Regions from separate parts of the Homo sapiens genome. Here region 2 is linked to region 1. A link is a loop called in an ENCODE intact Hi-C map of the cell type or tissue named here. Cell type or tissue: heart right ventricle. All regions are shown on one strand.

What was found. Peaks named below come from ENCODE experiments on the same cell type or tissue, not always from the same donor. Only the 100,000 strongest peaks of a DNase experiment are listed, where the experiment ranks them.
Region 2: a loop joins it to region 1, with 2.6 times the contacts of the local background. A loop is called at or near these places in 11 of 110 quality-filtered maps.

The regions. Positions count from the first base shown.
Region 1 is chr7:49,620,875-49,628,874 of GRCh38, forward strand. No RefSeq gene overlaps it. Among named protein-coding and RNA genes, the nearest start is that of VWC2, 150 kb to the right of the region's middle. In heart right ventricle, no CTCF peak of the experiment used is centred here; no DNase peak of the experiment used is centred here; H3K27ac peaks cover 4,447 bases.
Region 2 is chr7:49,479,814-49,487,813 of GRCh38, forward strand. No RefSeq gene overlaps it. Among named protein-coding and RNA genes, the nearest start is that of VWC2, 290 kb to the right of the region's middle. RefSeq lists an enhancer at 7,076-7,577. In heart right ventricle, CTCF peaks have their summits at 3,503 and 7,594; no DNase peak of the experiment used is centred here.

The DNA of each region.
Region 1 (8,000 bases):
GACTGGAACTGTAAGATCAAGAACAAGAAAGGAATGTCCACTCTCACCATTTCTACTTAAAACTATATTGGAGAGTATAGCAAAGGCAATCAGGAAAGAAAAAGAAATAAAAGGCAACTAGAGAGGAACAGAAGAAGTAAAACCATCTCTATTTGCTACTATCTCTATTTTCTTGTATATGGAAAATCCTAAGAAATCCACTAAAAAATCATTAGAACAAATGAATATATTCAATAAGCCTAAAGGATCCAAAATCAATATACAAAAATCAATTCTATTTCTATGTACTTGTGTATTAGTCTATTCTGAGATACTATAACAAAAATACCTTTAATCAGGTGACTTATAAACAAAAGAAATTTATTTCTCACAGTTCTGGAGGCTGGGAAGTCTAAGATCAAGGCATCAGCAGATTGACTGTCTGGCAAGTGCTTGGTTCCTTATAGATAGCACCTTCTCCTCTTTTGTCCTTACATGTTGAGAGAGGTAAGATGCTCTCTTCACCCTCTTTTATACGGGCACTAATCCTATTCGGAAGGGCAGAGTCCTCGTGACCTAGTTACCTCCCAAAGGCTCTACGTCCTAAAACCATTGAGTAGCGGGATTTCAACATATTAATTTTGTGAGGGCACAAACAGTCAAGAGATGGACTCAATCTAAGTGTCCATCAGTGGAGGAATGGATAAAGAAAACATGGTATATGTGGACAATGAAAGACTGGTTGACCATAAAAAAGAATGAAATCTTATCATTTGCTACAACATGGATGAACTTGAAGGACATTATGTTAAGTGAAATAAGCCAGTAATAGAAAGAAAAATGCTACATGATTTCACTCGCATATGAAATCTTGAAAAGGTGAACTATATAAGTGGAGAGTAAAATGATGGTGACCAGGGGCTGGGGCAATGGGGAGGGATGATTGGAAAGACATTGGTCAAATAATACAAAATTTCAGCTAGATAGGAAGAATAAGTTCATGAGATCTATTGTATAACATGGTTACTAAGTTAACAACAACATACCATATTGTACTCTTGAAAAAATGCTAAAATAGTAGATTTCAAGTGTTCTTACTACAAAAATAACTGTGAGGTAATGCTTAACTAGCTTGATTCAGCCATTCATATATATATGTATATATATATATACACACATATATATGAGATAGTAAAGCATCATGTTGTACACAATAAATATATACAATTTTGCAAATTTGAAAATAAAATAAAATACTTAAAAGAAACTTTCTTTAATTTGACTGCCCTGACTTGTGTCATAGCTGCCCCCTGGGACCTCACATGACATCCAGGCTCCTCACACAGTGGTTTGGGGATCTTTTCTGATCCAGGAGACCACGGCAGTCTCAGCTCCAGCCACCAACACTGGGATCCATGGTGGCCAGAGAACTCCTTGCTGTTTCCTTTGCTTTTGGGCTCTATTCCCCGCAATCCATTCTCCTCTTCCATTCCTCCAATTCCACCCACCATTTGCCTAGAGGAGTCCTATGGAGCTCCTGAAAGCCATCTTCCAGCTCTTAAGTCATCTCCCTCTCTGTTCCCTCATGGCTTCATATCTCATTCATGTTTATTTGTGTGTTTTATCTTCAGCTCCTAACACATACTAATTCTCAATGAATATTTGTCATTGAACATTTTATTATTAGAATAAAATTGTACATTTATTTTTAAAAATAAAGCCAGTACAGTATATCAACCTTTAACTCATAGAGAACACATATTATAATGATTGTATTAGTACAAATAACCTCGAACATGCAAAATGAGTAGATAACCTAATATATATTGAATACTTCTATTTATTTAAAATATGCTTTGGCATGTGCGACTACATGTACAAAAAGATTGGCAAGGATGTTAACAGTTATTATCTTTGAGTTATGGAATTTATGAGGAATTTCTCTAGTTCCAATATTTTTGGTAAAATCTATAATTTCTGAAATGAATATAAATCGTTATTTTTAATATATTATAAAACAAATTTTGAAAAGAAACAAATGATTAGGTGATGATGATTTAAAATGTTACTTAAAAGAAATAGACCAAGCATTACTCAGCAGGATTTAGGTTCTTTTTCCTTGAACTGGACTCACAGTAAGTAGAGCATGTGCAATACTACCTATTGTCTAAGCGTTTGCATATGCATAAGTTGAATGTTCTTTCTTCGAATGCATGAAGAAATCGAAACACAGAGAAGTAAACTTGCTCAATGTCACTACACCAGTAAATTGAAAAGTCAAGACTTGTACCCTGGATGTCTGGCTCTTTCACCAACTGCACTGTCACCTCTAGAGTCACTATGCTATCTTTCTAGATTTAAAGCTTACATGTGGATAAAAGTAGACGGTTTTCTCATTGCTTTATTTTTACCTTGAAGGCAAAATATGTCAGGTGATGCATGTATAAATGAGTGGCTTGAATTAAATAAAACCCTGATTATAACAAGACAAACTATTTCCAACAGTGGCTTGTATATGTGGTTTCTATAATGGAGTAAAATATGTTGTTACAAACAAGATTTTGTTATGGTTTTGTCAGATTATCACCAATTTTCCTATGGTCTGCACAAATTATTCCTTCATTTTTAAGAATGTCTGTAACTGTTGCTGAATGTAAACTGGCTCTTTCAGTCATCTGGAAAATTTTCCCATACAATGTAAATTTAAAGTTGTATTTGACAATCAGTGGAATTGTTTTCCCTTTGCTTTAATCTAAATGAACAGTACATATAAAAGTAAAGAAACTGGCAAGCATGGATGACTATCTGTGGACCAGAATTAGGTGTTTTCATTAAATTATTAAATACCCACAATAATCCCAGAGTAGAAATTGGAAACTCTGCCTTACAGATGGGAAAGTGACTGGTTTCCATTGTTGGAAGCAAGACGGGTCAGGATGAAAATGCAGTCAGCAGTTTTCAAATATATATTAATTTTATTTTTAAAAAACTATCAACTTTATAGCACTCCAGGTTTAAGAACAACAGGTTTGAAAACTAGGCAAATGAAAGGGGGAGAGAGAGAGACAGAGAGAGAGAGAGAGAAGAGAGAGAAATCAGATAGTTGGTTACAGACTGAATTGTGCTCCCACCCAAAATTTACAAGCAGACGTACTAACCTGCACCACCTCAGGATGTGTTTGTATCTGGAGATAGGGTCTTTAAACAGGCGAGTAAGTTAAAATGAGGTCATTCGTGTGGGCCCTAATCCAATAGGACTAGTGTCCTTGTAAGAAGAAGAGACCTCAGGAATGAGCACACACAGATGAAAGGCCACATGACAGAGTGAGAAGTAGCATTTGTAAGCCAAAGAGAGGCCTCAGGAGAACCAAACCTGTCAACATTTTGATCTTGAACTTCCAGCCTCTGGAATTGTAAGAAAATGAATTTGTATTATTTATGCCACCCAGTCTGTGGCAGTTTGTCATGACCACCTTAATAAACTAATACAGATAGATAGAAAAATAGACTTTATATATATGTATGTATGTGTGTGTATATATATGTGTATATATATGAGTGTATGTGTATATGTACACATGTGTGTGAATAGATATATTTATATATATTTCTATTATTCTGGACTCTAATTGTGCAGTTCCAATTTAAAAAAAAAATAAGGTAGGCACTCAGGGAGAAGCACATTTTTATAAGCTATTTTTGCATTGCTTCTAACTGCACGAGTAATCTTTATTGATATATTGCCAGGATATAATTTTTGTCAGAGATTGATTTGTCTGGAAATAATTTAGTTTGCAGACAAATTTTACCTATCTTAGCATCATTCTGCTTGGAGTTTCATCTTCTGAAAACAAAGCTTTCATTTTGGTAGTAATGAATAACAGATGTTATTGTTAATGAGCTCTCCTTGGGACTGAAAGAGTTTCCCCTTAGCAATAACCACCACAAAGGGTAGGAGGCTCACATTATTACAATCACAGGGCTTGGTGACCAGTTAGGATCCAGCATGCATTCCAACTTTGTGAACACATTCTTGAATAACAAAAGTTCTCTTCCATGATATCATAATGCTATTTTAATATGTACATGTAATCTGCATTATTATGGAATTTTTGTTTCTTACATGAATTGTTTAGGCCTGTTCTAATAACTATTCTTTGTTCATTATGTTGCATTTTAACCTAATAATCCCATTAATGTTAATGGGAACTGCCAAGTTAAAACCCATGGAAGCAAATTAATATGCCCTGCAGTCCTTGGACATGACTTTGATACATTTTATATTATTAGTCTCATTCACAGAAGGATTTTATGTTGTTATAAATAGACATAATGAGACTGGATGCCTTCAGCAAAAGGGGAATGAGAAAGCTAGCTTGTTGGTTGTTAATTTAGGAACTGTAGAGAGCCAATCCAGAAAATTCAAAAAGAAAGTTCACAGAACATTATGGAGTGACTCAGTGCATTTGTAAAATGTCAGGCTTTCTGCCTATGATTTGGGCTGGAACTCCCACACCTCCAGAGAGTGTGACCCTCCTCTGGGTACTTTCAAAGAATGCTTGCAGCCCCACTCTGTACTAAGGTCACCATGTACTTTTCCGTTTCTCCAAATAGGATGAGAACCATTCAAAGGTCTTCATGTGATTTAATTGCTTTTATACATTATTGGATCTAGGGCTTAGCTAAGATATAGTAGGCTCCTCATGCAGGCTAAGAAGAATCTGACCTTCAGAGTGATATTTTTGAGTCTTTGATTAACAGGAATTCAGAGAACAGACTTGGGGGCTGTGGAAGCAGAGCTCGTGGTGTCCACCTCTCATCTGGTAGACCCCACACAATGCAAGCAAAATACAAGCCAGAAAGTAACTGCTTTCTCCTAAGGAGGCGCTTTAGCAACATGTGAATGTTGTCACTGGACCATGTTCTGAGCCAACTGCCTACTAATACTGCTCAAACCCACCAGCACACCTCTGGCCTTGCAGCCCATTCTGGAAAACATCACTGAGTCGTGTCTCTTCTTCTCTTTTCCTTTTTTGTTTTCATCTCTTTTCTTGTCTTCTCATGTTATTTCCCTTCATTTCCTTTTTTTTTTTATTTATTATTATACTTTAAGTTTTAGGGTACATGTGCACATTGTGCAGGTTAGTTACATACGTATACATGTGCCATGCTGGTGTGCTGCACCCACTAACTCGTCATCTAGCATTAGGTATATCTCCCAATGCTATCCCTCCCCCATCCCCCCACCCCACTACAGTCCCCATAGGTGGGAAATGAACAATGAGATCACATGGACACAGGAAGGGGAACATCACACCCTTCATTTCCTTTATTGGAAAGATGAGATAAAAAGCAGGCAAGGAAAATAAAAGGACAAGGTCTCCAGACAAAGAGGTGGTGATTCAAACACCAGACCCCGCCATGTGTGTACCACTCTGCAATGTGCTGACTGCTTCACTACTTGGTCTTATTTAACCTCCAGGAAGGAATGATTTCCCTATTTTTAACAACAAAGAGAGTAGGTATTGCTATTCGTTTCCACCTTAACCTGACACGATGAGCTGACACAGATGGTAAATTGCACCATGGCAGTAGGTTGGCAGCTCAGCAGACCCGGCTCCCAGCGGAAAACGTGAGAATTCAGGAGGAGCAAGGCTGGAAGAAGCATTGGAGCTGTTTGTGGGAGTGCTTCTCTTGTGATTTCAGAGACCAAAATAAATGCCCCTTTATCAACTAAGAGGGACTGCAAGGTTAAAGAAGCAACATTACCTATACCAATAGGTTGAGGGTTCAGGAATTGACTGACATGACAACTCCCTAAATTCCTATGGCTACAAGAAAAACCACATGCTTGCTAAACTGCCTAACAATAGGAGCTATCAGATGAATGATCAAACCTGTCTTAACGCTGAATTACAGTCCAGACCACAACAACTGCGAATGGACAGAGGACCAGCCTGACAAACACCCTTTCCTGACAGGCAGCTGCAGACTTAAGCCAGTTTCAGCCTGATTATAGAGATGGTGCACAAACTGTCTTTGTGTCCTATGGTCCATCTTTTGATGCAAACAGCCAAATTCCACTTTACTTTAAAGCTAAAACCCCATCAGAAATTGAACCTGAGATGTATATTACATACAAGTTTACTCATTGCATATGTGCTCAGCTCCCCTCATAAATTAGGCTTTTCCCTAAAGACCATGGAATATCTAAGACTCTATTGCGTGATATGGGCCCTGTGAGGCATAAAAGCCAACTGCCCTTTCCCTCCTTGAAGAGAGCAACTTTGGCATGTGTGGGAAACTATCTCTTCCTCGTTTACAAACAGTTATCACCAGGAAAACTTTCCTTTCTACTCTTTAGCCATTCTGGTATTCTTTTGGACAACACTCTTTTTTTTTTTTTTTTTTTTTGAGACGGAGTCTCGCTCTGTCGCCCGGGCTGGAATGCAGTGGCGCGATCTCAGCTTACTGCAAACTCCACCTCCCAGGTTCACGCCATTCTCCTGCCTCAGCCTCCCGAGTAGCTCCGAGTAGCTGGGACTACAGGCGCCCGCCACCACGCCCGGCTAATTTTTTTTTTTTTTTTTTTTTTGTATTTTTAGTAAAGACAGGGTTTCACCGTGTTAGCCAGGATGGTCTCGATCTCTTGACCTCATGATCCACCCGCCTCGGCCTCCCAAAGTGCTGGAGGACAACACTCTTTATCCATTAAATACTATCTAATGCATCAGTAGCCACTGACTGTCCAACACAAGTAATATGTGAATATCTCTCTAAATTTGTGAAAATAAATTCACTTTGTGGATTTTTTTTTAATTATTATTTTAAAATTACCAGCACCTGTAATCCTAGCACTTTGAGAGGCTGAGGTGGGAGGATCACTTGGGCCTAGGAGTTTGAGACCAACCTGGGCCACATGGCAAAACCCCATCTCTACAAAAAATACAAAAATTAGCCCACTTTAATGGAACATACCTGTGGTCCCAGCTACTTGGGAGGTTGAGATGGGAGGAACACTTGAGCCTGGGAGGACTTGGCTGCAGTGAGCTGTGATTGCACCATTCTACTCCAGCCTGGGCAACAGAGCAAGACCCTGCCTCAAATAAAAATAATGATAATAATGATAATAAATAAAATTAAAATTACCAATAATATATAGATAGTATTTACTATGTGCCAGGCCATATTCCAAGTTTAATATATTAATTTAATCTTTATAACAATCTTTGAGGTAAATACCATCACACAGCTATTTTACACATGCAAAACTAAAGTGTGGGGAGGTGAAGGGACTTGCCAGAAGCCATACAGCTAACAGGCAGTGGAGCTGGGTTTCAGGCCCAGGCATCCAGCCCAGAGCTGCTATTTTTTGGTGACCAGTGTGGTCCTGCCCCACACTGGAGGACTTTCCAAAGCTTGCAAACCCTGTCTAGTTTATTTCTGGTGTCTTTTTAAGAACTTACAAAAGTTGCAGTAGTTTGAATCCTTGAAAGAAAGAGATAAATTTGGGTAAAAATCATTAACCTTTATGGAAATAAATATAGGATCAAAAAACTGCACTTTTTATATACTGATATACTTGGTGTAAATGATATATATCTTCTAAGTATATATGTAATATTAATATCCACTGTGATATACATATATCTCATTACATGATGTATATTACATATAAAACACATAATCACAATCATTACAAAAATAGGTATTTTCAAAAAATAGGTAGTTTCATCTTTTTGTCTTTTAATATAAGATATTTTTACTTATAGAAAAAACATTAAAAATAATTTTTAAAAATTCTTGCTCATACAACCTAGATTTTTAAAATATTAGCATTTTACTGTATTTACTTTAGATCATTCCTTTTCTTCCTGTCTTTCTCCTTTCATCCATTTCTTCTTTCTTTACTTCCTTTTTTTTCCTTTGAAAAAATAAAATGTTGCATACACAGATGAGTTTCATCACCCAACTTATTCACCCTTTCTAGAGTTACCTGAAGGGGTGTATTTACTTTTTGG
Region 2 (8,000 bases), 140 kb before region 1:
ATACATACATATTAATTACATTCTTCAATTCTTCTAAAACTTTAATGACTTTTTCTTTCTATACTATCAATCACTGAGAGTGAAATCAATATCTGCTACTATGTTTTCTGAACTTCTCATGGTAGTTCTGATCTTTTATACTTTATGTGTTTTGAAGCTGTTATGAGATGCCAACAAATTGAAAATTTCTTCTCTTCTGTGCTCTTCGTAGGAGCCACACCTCAGGAGCTAATAAAGGCTTGTGCTTGAGAAATCACTGAGTAGACAATACTAAAATAAATTGCACACAAATACCACCTGGCTTAGGCAAATCCTACTTATTTCCTGTAACTAACTAAGTGGCAAGTATGAACAAGAGAGGAAAGAAGGTAGAAACCAAGATGTCCAGTCTGTCAGTGCCCTGACTGCCATTCACTCTCAGCTGGCACTATCTGTCACAATCTTTAGTGAAACACAGTCCTCCCTGCCATGTGGTAAATATTTGTTATGCGTTTGACAGTGTTAAACTAACTATGCACTCAGAAAAGAGGCAAGGCTTTGATGCGGTGGTTTGGAGAAGTGTACTTTTATCCTACCTGGAAATCTTCCCATTATATCTGCTCAGTTTCTCAGCCACATTCTGAATAACATCAGCCATTATGTCATTGGTTATACAAGTTGCTTACTACATATACCATTCTTTATCGGTACATTCTAGGTTGTTCAGTATTTTAAAAAACATATTTACAACTTTCAGTGTAGGGAATGTGTTTATCTCTCTGGGGTGAGGCAGGCATAAATGCAAACAACATGTATTTACCAAGAGTGATATACTTATCAGTACTGAGATAAACTTGTGTACAAATTTAACCATTTTGAAAAGAAAACAACTATTCAACTGCTTTGAAAAAACATGTTTGCCAGTTCACTTTAAGGAAATCATGTTTTCATGTAAAGTGTCCATTCCAAGCTAAGGCTTGTTTACCACTTTAAAATACAGCTACACACCCACAGAGTTATCACTCTGCTACAACATTCTTTTTTTTTTTTTGAGCATCTTTCCCAGTGGGCTATGTACACAAAAGCTCTTTCCTTCACATCCATGTCTTCAGGAACCAGCATGAAATCCTGAAATGTAATAAAGCCACTGAATAAGTATTAAAGGAAAGATGATATTTAGACTACATATCACAGGAAAGATTATTTTAGAAACCTTATGATGCCTTTCTTCAAATGTCTAGAGAACATATTTGGAAATAAAGAACAGAGAACTGACTCTATGGTAGAGTTAGAACTAGTAGGGAAAGTTTCAAATAAATGATTTGTTTTTGAGTTAAGTATTTCCAATAACAAGCACAGTTCAAGAACAGGCTGTGCTAGTTCCTAAATTTTGAACTCCTTTTTTCAGTGTAAAAATGAAGACTCGTGGATATTATAAGGTGGAATTCTACTTCAGTAGCAAAACACTATAAGTGACCTTTGGAGCCTGCCTCTTAGGAGCTTTGTGGTCTTTGTACATGGAAGCAATAAAAATGTTTAAAGTTTCAAAGTCAAGGTTTTTTAATAAACAAGATCACTTTTTTCCTTCCTCAAAAGCTTTTTTTGTTATTGTTTTGGAAAGAAAACCTATTACTCTGATATATCAAAAGGCACCACATTAAAATAATATCTCTGTGATTACAGAAGATTTGCTGCCCTTTTTTTCTTTTGCTTTAAAATACAATGTCTTCTAAAGAAGAGCAAGACGTTTTGTAACTAATATACAAGCATGTTAAGTCTAAAAATGTCAAAATAGTGTATATGAGAGCAACATATTCTTAATAAAATTTCAGAGGAAGGAAAACATAACCATGTTCAACAAAAAACATACTAAGAGTCAAACATTAACAGATATTGGTGAGGTTGTGGAGAAAAAGGTATGCTTAAAAGCTGTTGGTGAGAATGTAAATTAGTTCAGTCACTGTAGAAAGTAGTTTGGAGATTTCTGAAAGAACTGAAATTGGGCTACCACTTGAAATTTGGACTACCTCCTCAATCTCACTACTGGGTATATACACAAAGGAAAATAAATCATTCTACCAAAAAGACACATGCACTTATATGTTCATTGCAGTGCTATTCACAATAGCAAAGACATGGATTGAACCCAGGTACCCATCAACGGTGAATTGGATTAATAAAATGTGGTACATATACACCATGAAATACTATGAAGTCATAAAAAAGAACAAAATCATGTTCTTTGCAGCAACATGCATGCAGCGAAAACCAGTATCCTAAGCAAATTAGTGGAGAAACAGAAAACCGAATACCACAAGTTTTCACTTATAAGTAAGAGCAAAACATTGAGCATAGATGAACATAAACATGGGAATAATAGACGCTGGGGAATACAAGAAAGGGAGGAGAGGAGAGAGGGTGTAATGGTTGGAAAAAAAAACTAATTATTTGGTAGCATGTTCACCACCTGGAGGGGCAGATTAAATTGTACTCAAAACTTCAGCACCACACAATATGCCTGCCTAAAAAACCTGCGTATGCACCCTCTGGTTCCAAAACAAAAGTTGAAAAACCAGAAATAGGTAATAAAACAAAAAAAATGAATAGGTATTATGAAAATATAGCAGGGCTTCACAGTTATGATGGTGGTATCAAGAAGAAAGTGATCTGCCTTTCTGCATAGCTAAAAATGACTGCATCCCTAAAGGCCATGATAAATATGTATGGAAGAGGAAAAAGAATGAACTAATAATTAACACTCACTAACTCTGGCATTGATGTATGTTGCATATGAAAATGTTGATCTTCGAAATGTTATCATTTCCCTTAGCAATAAGATATAAATCTTGTCAGCCATCATTTATTTTATGTATAAATGGATATAGGACCCAACATGGAATATTGCTTCAATAATAAATGCTCCATATCTTGTGTGGTTGTCCCACTCCAATGGAGCTGTCAGCCCATGCAACACATAGCCCCTATTCCAATATGAGAAGGAAATTATACTGGAGAGCCAGGCTCATCTAGCACTCACTCAGCAATGTGAATACATTGCTTCCTCATTCTCTGTGCTGCACCTAATATTATATCACTTTGCATTACTGCAGAGCCAGTGTGCAAAAACTGGTATTCTCATTAGATCTGCTTGACATCTCTCAGTCAGAAACTAGCTCCTGAGAATCTTCACATATACAAAGAATCCTATTCCTAAATGGACTGATAATAAAGAAAGGTGGCATAGAAATTGGGAAAATAGAGAAATAGAAAAATATAGTCTGTGGCTCTTAATCACAGACTCCATGCTCAAGTGTCCCCAATGATTAATTAACTTTCTGATCTAAAAATGAGTCAATGGGATTCAGGTAAATGTGGAGAAAAGAGTGAAGACTCTGCATGGATTGAAATGGGAAGCATGTTTATGTTTTCCTCCTTATAGAGACATGGCTAGAAGAACAAATGTCTCCCCCGCAAAGGCTTCCGTGTTTATTTATTGCTTGAATACTTTCTGGCAGGTACTCTGTCCAGCAGGGTGCAGGATTGAGTGAGTCAAAAATCTCTGACATTCAGGAACTCATGCAACACACCCACTCACATCCTCCTCAGTGTTCCAATTGGCTCACACAGCACAGAGCCTTGCCCTGTGGAATCCTGTAGAGGAATCCCTTCTAGTAGAGTATTTAAGGGAAGAGGCTGTTAATACAGCCATCTCCACTGTGGGGAAGGTTTTGGGGAAAGGGAAATTCCAAAAGCAGTACACACAACTCAGAAAATAATCCGACTCCGCATTCTCCCTTTCTCAAGAATGTTGGTAAACATCTCTCTTCTTCTCCATACCTCAAAAGGGCTCCATACCTGGTGGCCTTATGCCCACACAGCAAACTAAGACAAAAAAATGTCATAACATACCTTCAACAACCCCCATACATCTTCTCCTCAGAGACTGTTAATTTCTCCAGCCCTACACACAACATATTCCCAGGAACACAGGAAATGTATTGCCCATTCCTTGCCAACAGCTTGCCAATACTAGTAGTGACCATGCTAGAATATCATTTTGACCTATGAATTATTATTTTGCAGTATAAATTCTTGTCCCCACTCTGGCCTCAGAGTCCCACTTCAAGCCTGTCTGAATTTGATGGCATATTTGAACATGACCTGCCCCAGCTCTAACTTTCTTAGATGCGGCATAATGCTACATACTCATACAGCCATTGGCTCACTTACCACAGCTGGTGGGGGTAAGGGACAAATTGCCCCACTCAAGACTGGAGGAAGCTGTCAGGCTTGGACATTTGCTTTCATCACTGTGAAAATAGATATTTATTATTCCAGTGAACCTGATCCAAGGGTACTCACTCTGAGACAACAGATGACATGGAATCTTTATTCCATTCTGTGGAGAAGGCATCACTGCATCATCACTGCAAAATGCAAATATGGGGCTGAGGTCACATGCCAGTACCCACCAACTGCCTGCCGGAATATCCAAGTTTATTCTGCAGAGCAGACATTTAAGTTATTTGCACACAGGGTGCTATACTTTGCTTTATTCTTATTAAGAAAAGTACCATGTTATGTTAGGTAATCTAGAGGCCCAGTACATGAGGATTATGTGGGTTTTCAATACTCTAGAGAGGTTTGTTACAACTCTTCCTGCAAGGCAAGAATCATACCAATGACTAACTAGCTTTCCTCTACCTGGAAGAAGGCCCATGTAAAGTTCTATGAATAAATGAATGAATGAATGGATGAGTGAATACAGGGAAGACGGTTAGCACCCATTCCAAGGAAGTGTATGTCATTAGAAGACTTCCTATACACTTAAAAAATATTCGGTCTCCAATTCGGCCATAATTTCCCGGTCATGCAATTGCAAATGCATCTTTTCATGCACATTTGCCTTTACTTTGCTTTGCTTAATCTTCCATTCTCTTATTCACAAGGACTCAGGAAGTCTGCATGTCTCAAAGAAATAAGTGCTCCCTGATCTCACTGTAGCCAGTTCTTGGTTCCATTTCACCGAGAAAGTTACAGCCCAAAGAATATGTGGAAACCTTAAGCCTTTTTATTCCAATTCAAGAAAATCATGAATACTCTGATTTGTGGACAAGGTTGGGAGAGACTGAGAAAACTATTAACTCACTATTTCAACTTGTCTTTTCTGGATCTCAGGCCTCTAGGTTCCAAACTACAACTAACCCCGGGACCCATCTAGTGAATATCACACTTGCTGGGCCTCTTGTGTGTACTACTCAAGCCCTCTCCCCAAAGCCTCTCCCAGATGCACAAGGGTATTTGTCCTTAGACCACACTCTTGAGGCCAAGATTAAGAGATGTTCTTACAGCTGGCCTGGGCATCTTAGAACTCTTTCTGAAGAGACCTTATCAGTTATCTCTACTGGGGGGAGTTGGAGATTTGAAACCAGAAGCCAGGAACAATTCAGCAGAAAGCTCACCTGTGAGCACCTCCTGCCACACTCAGCATGCAGGGTTACCTGCTGTCATTCAGAACAAGAGTACTAGCTTGGGGCATTCCAAGAGACGTTCTGGTCCCAGACCTAGGTAAAGAGTCTGGTCCTCTTCAAGGCAATGAAAGAAACCTCTATGTCCATGAAGGAATGATGTGATATGATGTGCTTTCATTACTACCAGAACTGGATGGTGCTGAGGACCACAGTTTGCAAGCCAGTTCTACTTCCCAGCAGCTGTGTGTCTTTGGGAAACTTCTTTAACTACACTATGCTTTTGTTTGCCATTTGTTACATGGGAAGAAGAATAATATCTACCCCTATAGGACTGTTGTGAGGCTTTATGTTCATAAATATCTGGACAATCTTAACCTGCTTCCTGGCACATAGTGTTTATTGTGCATTGTCTGTTATAATAACTTTGCAAATATCTTTGCCAAAACAGTCTTTCTTCTGATAAGACAATTTTTAGAAGGTGAATATTTCTGAGTTTGCTCCCAAATTCTGAGAGGGAGAAATATCTTCTTTTGGATTAACAGTCTCTTACATATGCTGATGTGTGATTTTACTATCCCTGAAAATTATTTTGTACAGAGAAGTGTAATTAGAGCTTTATTTTTGTTTTATACAATTAGTATTCCAGTTGCTAAAGGCACAAAAGGCTAGATATTTATTAATATGTAACATTCAATTTATAAAATATTCTATTTATAAATCTTGCACATTTTAGTAATCACTTCAAATGAGCATTTCAATATTTGATTCCATTTACAAAATTTGTTAGTCACCTTTAAAATCTTTTTATACTTAATTTCATGTTTAGTTTCTAGCTTATGTATTTGAATTTTGTAGCCAAAAATATTCTTCTCAAGAGCTTAAATGTTTTAAATTTAATAAATTTAACTTATAGTTTTTATTTTATATGGTTTATACTTTATGTTTACTTAAATGTATCTTATACTCAAAGTTTAATTATATAACTCAGTACTATACATTAATAATTAGCTTACAACTCACAGATCTAAACTGATTATTCAATACATATTTTAAAATTGTATTTGATAGGGTTTCTAAATTCTTTTAAACATCACGATTTTATAAAATGCTAACTAACATCCAGTTCTTTCTGATCTGAAGAGATCTTAACTGATTTTGATTCTTTTAAATTCATCTATTCTTAATTGTATATGTTTTCATTTTTAAAAGAGAAGGATCCAGTTACAAAAGTAACAACAATCTAGTTAATTGCATTTAATTAAAAGTAAAAAATTGTGACTAGACCATTTTATGTAACTCTGATGGGACATGCTGACTTCTATTTATATTTCTATTCCAGTGACTAAGGAGGTGGAACATAGCCCCAGATTTCAGTCACCTACCCACAGCAGGGCGCACCTGCCACTCATGTTATGATTGGTTGAATTTTACATTTCTTTAGCTCTTACGAAGTAGAAATGTTTTTCATCCTGAGTCTAAAGATTTTTGAACACAGTGAAACCTATCATTCTTCTATATTCTCAGGGCTACATGATATCTGATTGAATTTTGGATAGCCCATGACTGTCCTCTCACAGTCACTATATATAAGTTTATTCTATTGACAACATCTTAACAGTGATGACATAAGGGAGAGGACACATTAGTGACACTGAGGACTAATTTTCTTAAAAGTCAGTAAAGATTCTAGTGTATACTATCTTTACAATGGCTCAAGCTTTAATGTTACACAAATGGTTAATTTTTTTTTTCCAAGAGGTAAAACAGCATCCCTCCCAGGATATATTAAAGTAGGGAACAGTGAACAGACGTAATCCTTCCTTTAAGGAGAGCTTTGCTACAGAAACAAGGCAAAGGATATCAGCACTTAAAAGCAGGAAACAGGAAAGTCTCTCTTCCCTGCCCACTGATTTGCATTTCAACATCTGCCCCTCAGGTGGACAGCTGAGGGAAGTAAAACAACGTATTCCCAGGGATAAAAAGCATTTGAATAGGAAATGGATTCCAGCTCCTGGCATTGAAATCAATTTCTCCTTTGTTCTAATTTCTCCATCTAGGATAAGCATGATTTTATGATTTTAGTGGAGAAAAACAAACTGTGAAATATTTTAAAGAGGTTTATTGTGAGCCAATAGGAGTCACTGTGGCCCAGGGATACACAGCCTCAAGAGGTCCTAAAAAGATGTGCCCAATGCAGTCAGGTTACAGTTTGGATTTATACATTTCAGGCAGACAAACTTGCAGGTAAAATCATAAATCAATACATGGAAGGCATACATTTGTTCAGCCCAAGAAGGTGGAACATGTTCAAGTGAGAGCTTGCAAGTCATAGGTAGGCTTTAGGGATTCTTTACTTGACAATTGCTTGAAAGAGTTAGGCTTTGTCTAAAACACGTGAAGTCAGTGGAAACGAATGCTTGAGTTAAGATAAGGGTGTCTGCTACCTGTCATGCAATGCCATACCTGAGTCAGGGTGGAAAGTAAGCCACATTATACTGGGTTATAAAAAACAAAACAAAACAAAAACGAACAGGATTTTATGGTTTGGAG